Linked DNA regions of Homo sapiens: region 2 is linked to region 1. A link is an interaction called in ENCODE POLR2A ChIA-PET data of the cell type or tissue named here. Cell type or tissue: GM12878. All regions are shown on one strand. Links, peaks and the distances in the headings refer to the core of each region. The heading gives the core; the rest is flanking DNA.

Region 1 (5,410 bases), core at 1,395-3,894:
CCTAATTATAACTGCCAACATTGCAAAGAAATTGCATCACTCCTGTTACATACATCAGTGAGGAAATGGGACAGACAGAGGAAGGATTTTCGTGTTGGCGGGGAAGGAGAGTAGAGTATATGACTAATGCCTGCATAACTCTGGAAAAGATATAGAATTTTTGCTCTTGAGTGAAAAGATAAGCTTAGGTATTGTATTAAAATCAAGCCCTTTGACTGAAACAGGATAGCCTAGAAATAGTTCAGAAGCACGGGATACTTGAAACTTAAAATGTGCTTTCAAAGAGGTTATTTTTATAAACCAAATATGCACAGGAAATTTTGTTGTTCTACTCCTATTCCATAGCCTAAAGATCTGTATTGTCCCAGCACAAAGACCTTCTTGGACTGAATCCCAGTCACAGCTGGTTTACTTGAAAATCATGAAAACCTTACTAAACATCATCTTGTTCCAGAAAGCATATTCTTATAAAGATGCTTTCACTCACCTACATTTCTCCATTTCCAAGACCAAATAGTGACTCTTTTGCCCTCTCCTCTCTCTGAGCCACTAACCCCCATTCCCACAAAATGCAAAAAAAAAAAAAGAGCTAAAATAATTTCCATGTCTTGTATTCAACTTGTGTCTACTTAAAATATAAATTTTAAATTTATACAAAACCAAAAAGAGTTATAAAACTTCATCTGTGATATATGCCCTAATCATTCAGCAGACTTGTAATTCCTATCATTTGAGAAACTTCTAATTTATTTCGTTTCATGATTAATAACAGACTTCCGGAAACTGAAACAACATTTCTGTAGGGATATTTATCAGTATGTCTCAAATTAAATGCGCACATTCTTTGCCTCAGCAGTTTCATGCCTAGAAATTGTTTTTTGAAATACTGACACAAATGCTCAAAAATGTAAGTGTAGGGATGTTTACTGCAGCACTATTTGTAATATCAAATATTAAGACCAACCCAAAGGACCATTAATAGGGTAATGGTTAAAGAAATTATAGTACAAGCATATTAAGGAGTACTATCAAGAAGTTATAAACAATGAATATTGAGATGGATTGATGTCTAAGGCATATTGCAAAGTAGAAGCAACTATTTACAGAAGAATGCATATAACATAATACATTTTTGTTTAAAAGTACACTTGTGCATATGTGTTTCTCTGTGTGTATTATTATATATAATCCACCATTAACACTTCTTTCCTTTGGTGAAGAAAGGGAAACAATTAGTATTATTTGAAATTTTATGAAAAATACAATACTCTTCTGGAATTTTTAAATAGAATTTTTCTTTAAAAACGCTACCTCAAAAAATATGGATCAGTTGTTCTTTTTGTCAAATATTTCAAAATATTAGGTTCAGGTGACATATACCTTTCACAGATGTTTTATATACACAGGAGTGAATACACAGTCAGGGTATATATTCATCCTGTATATCACACAGATGTGAATATTCAGGATGTTTTAAAATGAACATTTAAAGAGCTTTCATTTATAATCTTAGAGAAAAAATTTTTACTAATGAGAATATTTTCTTCACCAATATGATTTCCAATGGAAAACAAAATCCCTCAGATAAGTTAAGACATGGAATCAAGGACCTACTATGTTCTCAAATGGAGAGGGTACCAAAAATAACTAGGCGTCATAAGAAGGGAAACTTGCCAGGCGCGGTGGCTCACGCCTGTAATCCCAGCACTTTGGGAGGCTGAGGCGGGCGGATCACAAGGTCAGGAGATCGAGACCATCCTGGCTAACATGGTGAAACCGTGTCTCTACTAAAAATACAAAAAAATTAGCCGGACGTGGTGGCGGGCGCCTGTAGTCCCAGCTACTCGGGAGGCTGAGGCAGGAGAATGGCATGAATCTGGGAGGCGGAGCTTGCAGTGAGCCGAGATGGCACCACTGCACTCCTGCCTGGGCAACAGAGTGAGACTCTGTCTCAAAAAAAAAAAAAAAAAAAAAAAAAAGAGGGAAACTTGCCATAATAAGTTACTAAAGGAAAAAAGAAATGACAAGCTTTAGCTCAGAAATTTGATAATTGTGCAGCTATATACTGGCCCTTTAACAGACCTTGAGTTTCATTTCTGGGGGGATGGCTTGCAAGAGATTTACTTTTTATTCTTAGTCAAAGAAACTTTGAAATAGTTGTCTAACATGGGAATAAGAGTGAGAGACTCTGAGCCATTAATAGTGTGCATGGTGCACCTCCACATCATGGGTTACTTTGGCTACTTTTCCTTCACTGATTCAGTCCCCCTGACAGATATTATGTTCCATAATGTTTCTCTGTTATTTATTTAACAGCTTTTTGTCAGTGTGAGTGATACAGCATATTCAATGATATATTTTTCATGGTATCTAATACACATTGTCACAGTATACCTTTAACAATAGTCCTGAAACTCAAAAAACAAACTGTAAGAGAACGAACAAAATTTCTATAGCTAACAATTTAATTTGGGAGGTCAAATACATACTTGGAAATGTGAATATTGTAAATCAAATAAAGTAATCAATTAACAAACAGATTCCTTGCCTTGGGAATTTTTTTTTTTTTTTTTTTTTGAGACAGAGTCTCGCTCTGTCACCCAGGCTGGAGTGCAGTGGCACGATCTCAGCTCACTGCAACCTCCGCCTTCTGGGCTCAAGCAATTCTTGTGCCTCAGCCTCCCGAGTAGCTGGGATTACAGGCGCGCACTACCATGCTTGGCTAATTTTTGTATTTTTCGTAGAGACGGAGTTTCACTATGTTGGCCAGGCTCATATTGAACTCCTGACCTCAGGTGATCCGCCCACCTTGGCCTCCCAAGTGCTGGGATTATAGGCATGAGCCACCACACCTGTCCACCTTGGGATTCTTATTCTTCTGTCATTCTTTCCACTGATGACCAATTTTAACTGTGCTGGGTAGGACACAGACATAGGCATAGAAAGAGCAAATAAGTACTAAATAGCCACAGGCTACTAAAATGTCACTCAACTAAATGCTGTATTTTGATACTGCATTTGACAGCTGACGTAATGTACAAGAAAGTATTTAACAGATACATGTTCAGGAACATGATCACAGTAATAAAGCAACAGATGCTTAAGTGTTTCTGCTTTCCACATAGGGTATCCATAGAGACTATTAAAAAGACTTCCAGGGAAAGGTAGGATCTGTCATTAAAAATGCATCTCCTCATATGAGAGATACAGTAAACACAAACCTTCAAGATGCCCATAATTTTTAATGTACTTTTAAAAAGACATTTATACTATGCAGCTCATTTCTGCAAAATGTGACTTGATTACAAAGTACTCAGTGGCTTACATTATTTATTTAAGAAGACTGAGTCACTTTCCTAAAGTTTTACAGCTAACCTAGTCTGTGAAAAAATTCTAAAGCTTAAAAGCTCTCAAGGAAATGAACCAAAACATTCTGGAAAATTCATTCTCTGCAGGGAAGATAATCGTGGCTATAAGACCAGTCAGCCTAAGGAAGTACACAGGGAAGAAGAATGACCTCATGTAACAGATCCTCAGATCTTTTGAAGGAAATAATAATAACAAAAAAGAACATGTCTGTCTTCCTGCTTAAGATATGTAGCAGAAAGCCAGACACTTCTTCAAGTATTCCTTCAGGTTGTATTTCAGGCCTGTTACATATTTCAGCATCACACTGCCAACCTTCTCTATAGAACCCAGAATTTCTTGTGAAATTATGTCACTGTGAGTGTTTTAGGCCTCACATTCATCTGAGAAAAACACTCTAGTAATATATAATGGAACCATGCAATGGCTATGGTTGGCTAACCATGTTATACTACATTTTTACTAAATGCAATTGAGTGCCAGAAAAAAGTCTTCTGTTTGAATCCATACAATAAAGAGCTTAGCAACTTGTAGTATCCACATAGGATACTCTTGATTTTTGTAATAATTGAGGAGAAACATGGCACTTGAGTTGGAGACTGGGCGTAAGTCCCATTACATGAACTTTAATAGTTAAAAAGCATAATTCTCCCTATGATTTGCCCCATGAATATATACTTACTTGCCTAAGCATTAGTCATGCCTCTCTCTGTCATGTCTGCTAGGATTCTGTAATAAAGAGATTCTTCAAAGTCTCTTCCTAGACCTTCTAGGAGAAGAAAATGATGTTTTTATTTCCCAAAACCCAGTAAGCTTGTCCTGACCAGCCAGGAAGGTTCAGAGGGTCTTCTACTGCCTCCCCTAGTCAAAGATCTGTAACTTCAGAATTAGTGTCACTTTTTAATTGTGGTGAAAGCCTCAAAATACATTAAACCCCAAAGAGATTTTCACTACTGAGATTTTTATCATCTTGGAAAATGTTTCCTGTCTTTTGGCACATTTCTGCATTCAAACATTTCCTGATCTTCCAGGTCACCAGTTCCAGTGCTCCCACTACAGAAACCCTTCCATCTCAAGCTCTCCAATCCACTTTTTCTCCATTAATCACCCCCAGTTATCAATTTCCTCCTTATCCTGCCAGATTCCCTGATCCATTCTTATAATCATCCTGTTGGTAATATTTCTTTTTTTTTCTTTTTTCTTCTCTTTTTTTTTTTTTTTTTTTTTTTGAGACATAGTCTCGCTCTGTCACCCAGCCTGGAGTGCAGTGGTGCAATCTCGGCTCGCTGCAAGCTCTGCCTCCCAGGTTCACGCCATTCTCCTGCCTCAGCCTCCCAAGTAGCTGGGACTACAGGTGTCCGCCACCACTCCCGGCAAATTTTTTTTTTTTTGTATTTTTAGTAGAGATGGGGTTTCACCATGTTAGCCAGGATGGTCTCAATCTCCTGACCTCGTGATCCGCCCGCCTCGGCCTCCCAAAGTGCTGGGATTACAGGTGTGAGCCATCGCGCCCGGCCCCTCCTGTTGGTAATATTTCTAACTCCATCTTCCGTCTCCCCTTCCACTGTACTCCCCTGGAAAAACCCAACAGTGATTAAACTAGCTACTACTTAAACCACACCTGCAGTCCAGCTGGTAGAAGAATAAAACAAAACCAAACACAAGCATGCTCATGAGTCTTACTTTAGACTCAGGACCACAAATCTTGCAGGGGACTCAATACTGCCAGGCAACTTTGCCACAGTGCTCTACATACGTGTTTCCTCACTTCTCCAGGTGACGATATCACATGTCTACCTCTCTCCTCTAGCTCCCCACCACTTTCAAATGCATAAAGAACAGAAGCAAACAGATTCACCTTTTCAATGCCACATCTACCACTCATCTGCCATACTTCTCTGTGTTCCCTTTTGCTCTTCTGGATGAAATGTCTCTGCTCCTGTTGAAGTCCAACCCCCCATCTTATGCTCTAAATCCCATCTGCTCACACCTTCCCAAGGATTTATCTCCAATAATTATCCCTCCTTGTGCACATCAATGTCAT
Region 2 (5,410 bases), core at 1,614-4,113, 220 kb before region 1:
TCCATGTGGTTTCATCTGTCAGCTCTCTTACCTCAATGCATCACTGCTTCCTCTCCTTGGAGCCACCTGGCCGAACATCGCTGCCGCCCGCCCACAGAGCATCCGGCCACATTTTTCTGTCTGCAGTTTTCCTCTCCCAGGTGTCTACCACACGTTATTTAAGGTTGTGCTTCAGAGAATCCTTTATATTTGCAAACCAAAATATTCAGTAGAAACTACAGTAAAGTTGTAGAAGAGCTGCTATGCTCCAGCCACAAACACACCAGGCTCTAAAGTTCTACCTCGTGAGAAGCTGTGAGAGAGAAAGAGAAGATATATGTGTGGTTAAGTGTGTGACATCAGGCAGCCCTGCCTTCAAGTCCCAGTTCTGCCCATTCCTTGTTGTGTGATTTTGGGCGATCCTCAGTTTTCTCATCTGTGAAATGGGGATAATAATAATAGCTACCTCCATGAGATTGAAATGGGATAATGCATACTAAGAACAGTGCCTAACAAGAATAAACCCTTGGTTCTGTTCCTACAAGCTATTATTATTTACCAGTGCTTTGCCAGCTCCCCATGTGCACTACTGCGCCCTGTGACTAGCAAGATGCTCAAGACATTGTGGGTTCTATATAAATATTTGTCAAATGGCTTTATAAGATACTTTCGATTTTCCTCACATCTTATGGTTGATGCTAGTAGGGATCATTGGGAGAAAAATGTCATTGGAAAGGAAAGGGGAGAGGGAGGTGACTGCTTTTCCTTTCAGTATCTATCTGGTGGAGACACCCAAGTTCGGAATGAAGCTCTAAGGGTCAACAAATGGTGGAGTCCAGGGGGCCGTGTGAGATAAAGAAATTAGTCACTAGTGTTTAAAGGAAGTAGATATCAAGTGGTGCAAAGAAATAAATACAGGGTATAAATATAGGGTGCTGTCTATTTGATTTGAGTAGATAACGCCTACTAGCTCTCCCTAATAAATCTCTTCCTTTTTCACTTTGCTAAGAAACTTCCTCTGCCAACTGCATATACCATGAATGACAACCTGCTATCACATTCTCCAGGGTACATGGCAGGTACCCTTCCAGAAACCCTTCACGTAGTGAGTCTTCTTACAGCAGGCAGTAGCAGATATAGATAAGGCAGAGCCAACTTTTAATCCCCAGCAACTCCCTCATTAGGAGTGATCTTTGTGTCAACTGGTGTAAGGTGATAGCATGAACATTGAGAAGGCCAATCTACTCTGAAAGTTGAGCCATTTTGTGGCATAAAAGCATTAGTAATGTGGGAAATGGTACTATTCCTGATTATCACAGCATTCCTGACATTGAGAATATTCAAAGATTCTTGAATCTTTTTAGTAGTTGGCCTTTCCTTTAGATTTATAGAGCAGCATTTCATGGCTTCACTTTTACCGAAGAATCAGTAAGTTCAGAGCTGTTCAGAAACCTTTAAAAGGTCACAGATTATGAGAGAATGGTTCTGTAATTTACCAGCTGTGAGATCTTGACCAGGTTAGAAAATCTCTGTGCCTCTATTTTTCATCTGTAAAATGGAGATAATATACTTGCCTCATAGTGTACATGGCAACAACAGTTCATAAATAATGAAACTGGCACTGTTCTAAATGTGTTGCTTATGTTAATTCATCTAATGCTCACATCCTCCTATGAGTTACAGTGCTATATTTTCCTCCTTTAAAGATAAGAAAACTAGCCAGGCACGGTGGCTCACACCTGTAATCCCAGCACTTTGGGAGGCCAAGGCAGGTAGATCATGAGGTCAGGAGATTGAGACCATTCTGGCTAACATGGTGAAACCCCATCTCTACTAAAATTACAAAAAAAAAAAAAAATTAGCTGGGCGTGGTGGTGGCTTCTGTAGTCCCAGCTACTCGGGAGGCTGAGCCAGGAGAATGGCGTGAACCGGGGAGGCAGAGCTTGCAGTGAGCCGAGATCACACCACTGCACTCCAGCCTGGGCAACAGAGTGAGACTCTATCTCAAAAAAAAAAAACAAAAACCAGAAAACTAAGGGACGTGGAAGTTATATACTTGCTCGCAGTCATTCAAGTCCATCCTCTACTACACAGACTTTTTTTTTTTTTTTTTGAGACAGGTTCTCACTCTGTCAACGAGGCTGGAGTGCAGTGGCACAATCTCAGCTCACTGCAACCCCTGCCCCCCAGGCTCAAGTGATTCTCGTGCCTCAGCCTCCTGAGTAGCTGGGACTACAGGCGTGCATTCCACACCCAGTTTTTGTTTTTTTTTTTTTTTTTTAGTAGTGACAGGGTTTCGCCATTTGCCCAGGCTGATCTCAAACTCCTGAGCTCAGGCAACCCCCCTTCCCCCAGCCTCCCAAAGTGTCAGGATTACAGGCGTGAGCCACCACACTCAGCCTACACAGACTTTTACTGTGTGGATATTTAATAACTAGCTACTAACAAAAGAGCACACCTTCTTGGGTGTTTTATTCATCTAGTTCCTGGAGTCCTTGTTCTTTTCAGCCTTTTGTTTCTTCTCATATCTACCATTCCAAAATTGCTTTATTGTTAAAATAACTTTTCAAGTATATAAAAAATGCAAAGGGAGAGGGCTCAGAGTTAGAGACATCTGGTCGAAACTCCTGTTTAGCTTAATATAGATACAGATGTTTACATATAGAAATATTTATAGGTTATGTGTATATACATGGGTTGACATACACATGTATAGCTCCTTGCTCTGTTAGCTGAGGGTGCCTAAAAAGTAATGACACCTCAGAAACAACAGCATGCTTAGCACTGAGGTCTTAGTCTCTAATATCATTCTCCAAGAAAAGGAATCAAAGCTCCTTGGAGAAATGGCTGCTTCTGTGACTGAGGATGGAAATATACAGATGGGCCTGAAGTATCTTGTAGTCCAGAAAGAAGGAAGTGCAAGCGAACACCACCATGCAATTATGGGGGCATTCAAAGAGAAGGGAACCAGGAGCCAACTACAAGAGCTCACAATGGCCAAAGCTAGGACAATTTGAGCAACACAAGAAATAAAGCAGTAGTAGACTATAACCCAAAGTATAAAATAAATGTCTATGAATTCATACTGACATAAATAAATGGTTGAAAGAATAGACAAATCTTCCATACAGAAGAAATATGAGCAATTTATGCAGATACTCCACCCTCAAGTCGGTGGAGCATAACTCCCCACTCCTTAAGTGTGGGCTGCCCATAGTGACTTTCTTCCAAAGACTGAAATATAGGAAGAGATGGGGAGAAAGCACCTTTAGGGTGGAGAAACCTGACGAAACCTACCTCAAGCCAGATGATCAAGGTTAAGGTCAGTAGTCATAAGTCATAAGTCATGATGTTATGTATCCTTAATATAACATGATAAGTATGATACTTTGCCTGTGTAGTCTTCCTCCCAAAAACCCACAATCCCAGTGCAACCATCAGAAAATCATTAGGCAAATCCCAGTTGAGGAACATTCTATAAAATACCTGACCTATACTCCTCAAAACTGTCAAGGCCATCCAAAACAAGGGAAGTCTGAGAAATAATTACAGCCAAGAGAGACCTGAGGAGATGTGACGACTAAGTGTAGTGTGGTATGCTGGGTGGGAACCTGGAATAGAAAAATGATGCTAGGCAAAAACTAAGGAAATCTTTATTTAATAATAATGTATTAATATTGGTTTATCAGTTGTGACAAATGCACCCTTGCTAATGTAAGATCCTATAATAAAAAGGGAAATTGGTTGGGTATGAATCTAAAACTGCTCTAAAATAAAAGGCTTTGTTTAGAAAAATGAATGAGTCTGCCATTGCTTTAAATATTCAAATTTAGAGAATGTAGAACTAATAAAATAATCAAAATATAGCCCTTCTATTATTTTTGCAGTCTATTAAAAACACCATTGTACCAGTAATTTGATGCAGGTTCAATCCAATATCAACCTCCAATCAAAATTTCCAAGTCAGATAAAAGTATATGTAATAGGAATCCAGAAAGAGATCCAGAAAATTGTGTTTCAATATTATGTATATCATCTGATTTTAATCACAAAGTGAATCTTTCATCTAGCATGTTGCCTGCCTCTCCTTTAATTTCTAATATGGTAAGTATTGAGCATACTAACCATGTCCTATGGACTATACTTACTAGATTACCATATTTACCATTACTTATCTACGTAGATATAACCTGCATCAACCAAAACTCTTTGAGGTCCTGAGTAATATTTGAGTGTAGAAGTTTGAGAACCAAACAGCTTGAGAACCACTATTCTCATCATAGTGACCGATTTCAAGTCTTTCAAGACTGGGACATTTGTTACTCTATGGCCACCCTGTATCTTAACCCCATCAGTGTTTAGAGAATTCCTCACCTTTTGAGTCCATGACAGTGAAAGTGACAAATATACTCCTTGTAGCTTGGGAGGAACAATTACCTTAGGTTCTATCAACCAATCACACATATGCACTTGAACCTTTGAATCTGGAGCTAGTAAGTCTGGGCCATGAAGAATGCTGAGACGGAAGGAGCAATCAGGCCCTGGAAGCAGCAGGTCTAGTGGCATCTCCAGTGTCCACGGCACAAGCTGCAGTGTAGAATCCTGAGTTTGGGCAATAGTGTCGTCATCTTCCCCTGAACAATCCACAGACATGACTTTGGATGTTTTTCCTAGTTATCTTGTCCTAACTTTGGTTCTCCAGCCTGGATCTCCTTTCTATGAACTACTCAATATCCTTTAAATACATTGTTTTTCAGCTTCAGATATCCAGAGATGTTTAGTTGCTTGCAATTAAGAACTCTGACTGGTCCTATGAAAAACTGATTTCTTAGTTAGCTTCTGTGGTTATATATTTTGACCACTTTTATATTAATCAGCCTTTCTGAAATTCTACAAATAAACCATGGTTAACCAAAATAAAAAGAAAGCAAAATAAATGTACCCTTTGTTTTATCTGCCATAGAAAACGAACAACAGCCAGGCACGGTGGCTCATGCCTGTAATCCCAGCATTTTGGGAGGCTGAGGCAGGAGGATCACTTGAGGCCAGGAGTTTGAGACCAGCCTGGGCAACATGGTGAAACTGTCTCTACAAAAATAAATAAATAAATAAATAAATAAATAAATTAGGCAGGCATGGTGGCATGCGCCTGTAGTCCTAGCTACTCAGGAGGCTGAAGAAGGGGGACTGCTTGAGCTCTGGAGTTCAAAGTTGCAGTGAGCTATAATTGTGCCGTTGCACTCCAGCCTGGGCAACCCTGTTTAAAAAAAAAAAAAAAAAGAAAAAAAGAAAACAAACAACAACACAAATAAGTTAAAACATCTAGCTTTTTGAAAGATGAAAAAAAATGTTGGCCTTCTACTCTGGCTATACATTTTTACTTAGACTTTGGAATTGTGATCCAACTTTCAACAAGCAGAGTGTAAGATTT

The links. ChIA-PET counts read pairs that join two places held together with the same protein. Peaks named below come from ENCODE experiments on the same cell type or tissue, not always from the same donor. Only the 100,000 strongest peaks of a DNase experiment are listed, where the experiment ranks them.
Region 2: POLR2A ChIA-PET joins it to region 1 with 8 read pairs; 3 of 35 experiments call an interaction of 5 or more read pairs at or near these places.

What each region holds. Positions count from the first base shown.
Region 1 is chr2:196,400,248-196,405,657 of GRCh38, forward strand. All of the region lies in intron 2 of HECW2 (HECT, C2 and WW domain containing E3 ubiquitin protein ligase 2), which reads right to left. Among named protein-coding and RNA genes, the nearest start is that of HECW2-AS1, 140 kb to the left of the region's middle. RefSeq lists an enhancer at 1-252 and a silencer at 4,737-4,927. In GM12878, for the core only: no CTCF peak of the experiment used is centred there; no DNase peak of the experiment used is centred there; H3K4me3 peaks cover 1,128 bases; H3K27ac peaks cover 883 bases.
Region 2 is chr2:196,176,195-196,181,604 of GRCh38, forward strand. It overlaps a transcript of STK17B not described here. Among named protein-coding and RNA genes, the nearest start is that of STK17B, 7.3 kb to the left of the region's middle. RefSeq lists an enhancer at 107-366. In GM12878, for the core only: no CTCF peak of the experiment used is centred there; no DNase peak of the experiment used is centred there; H3K27ac peaks cover 979 bases.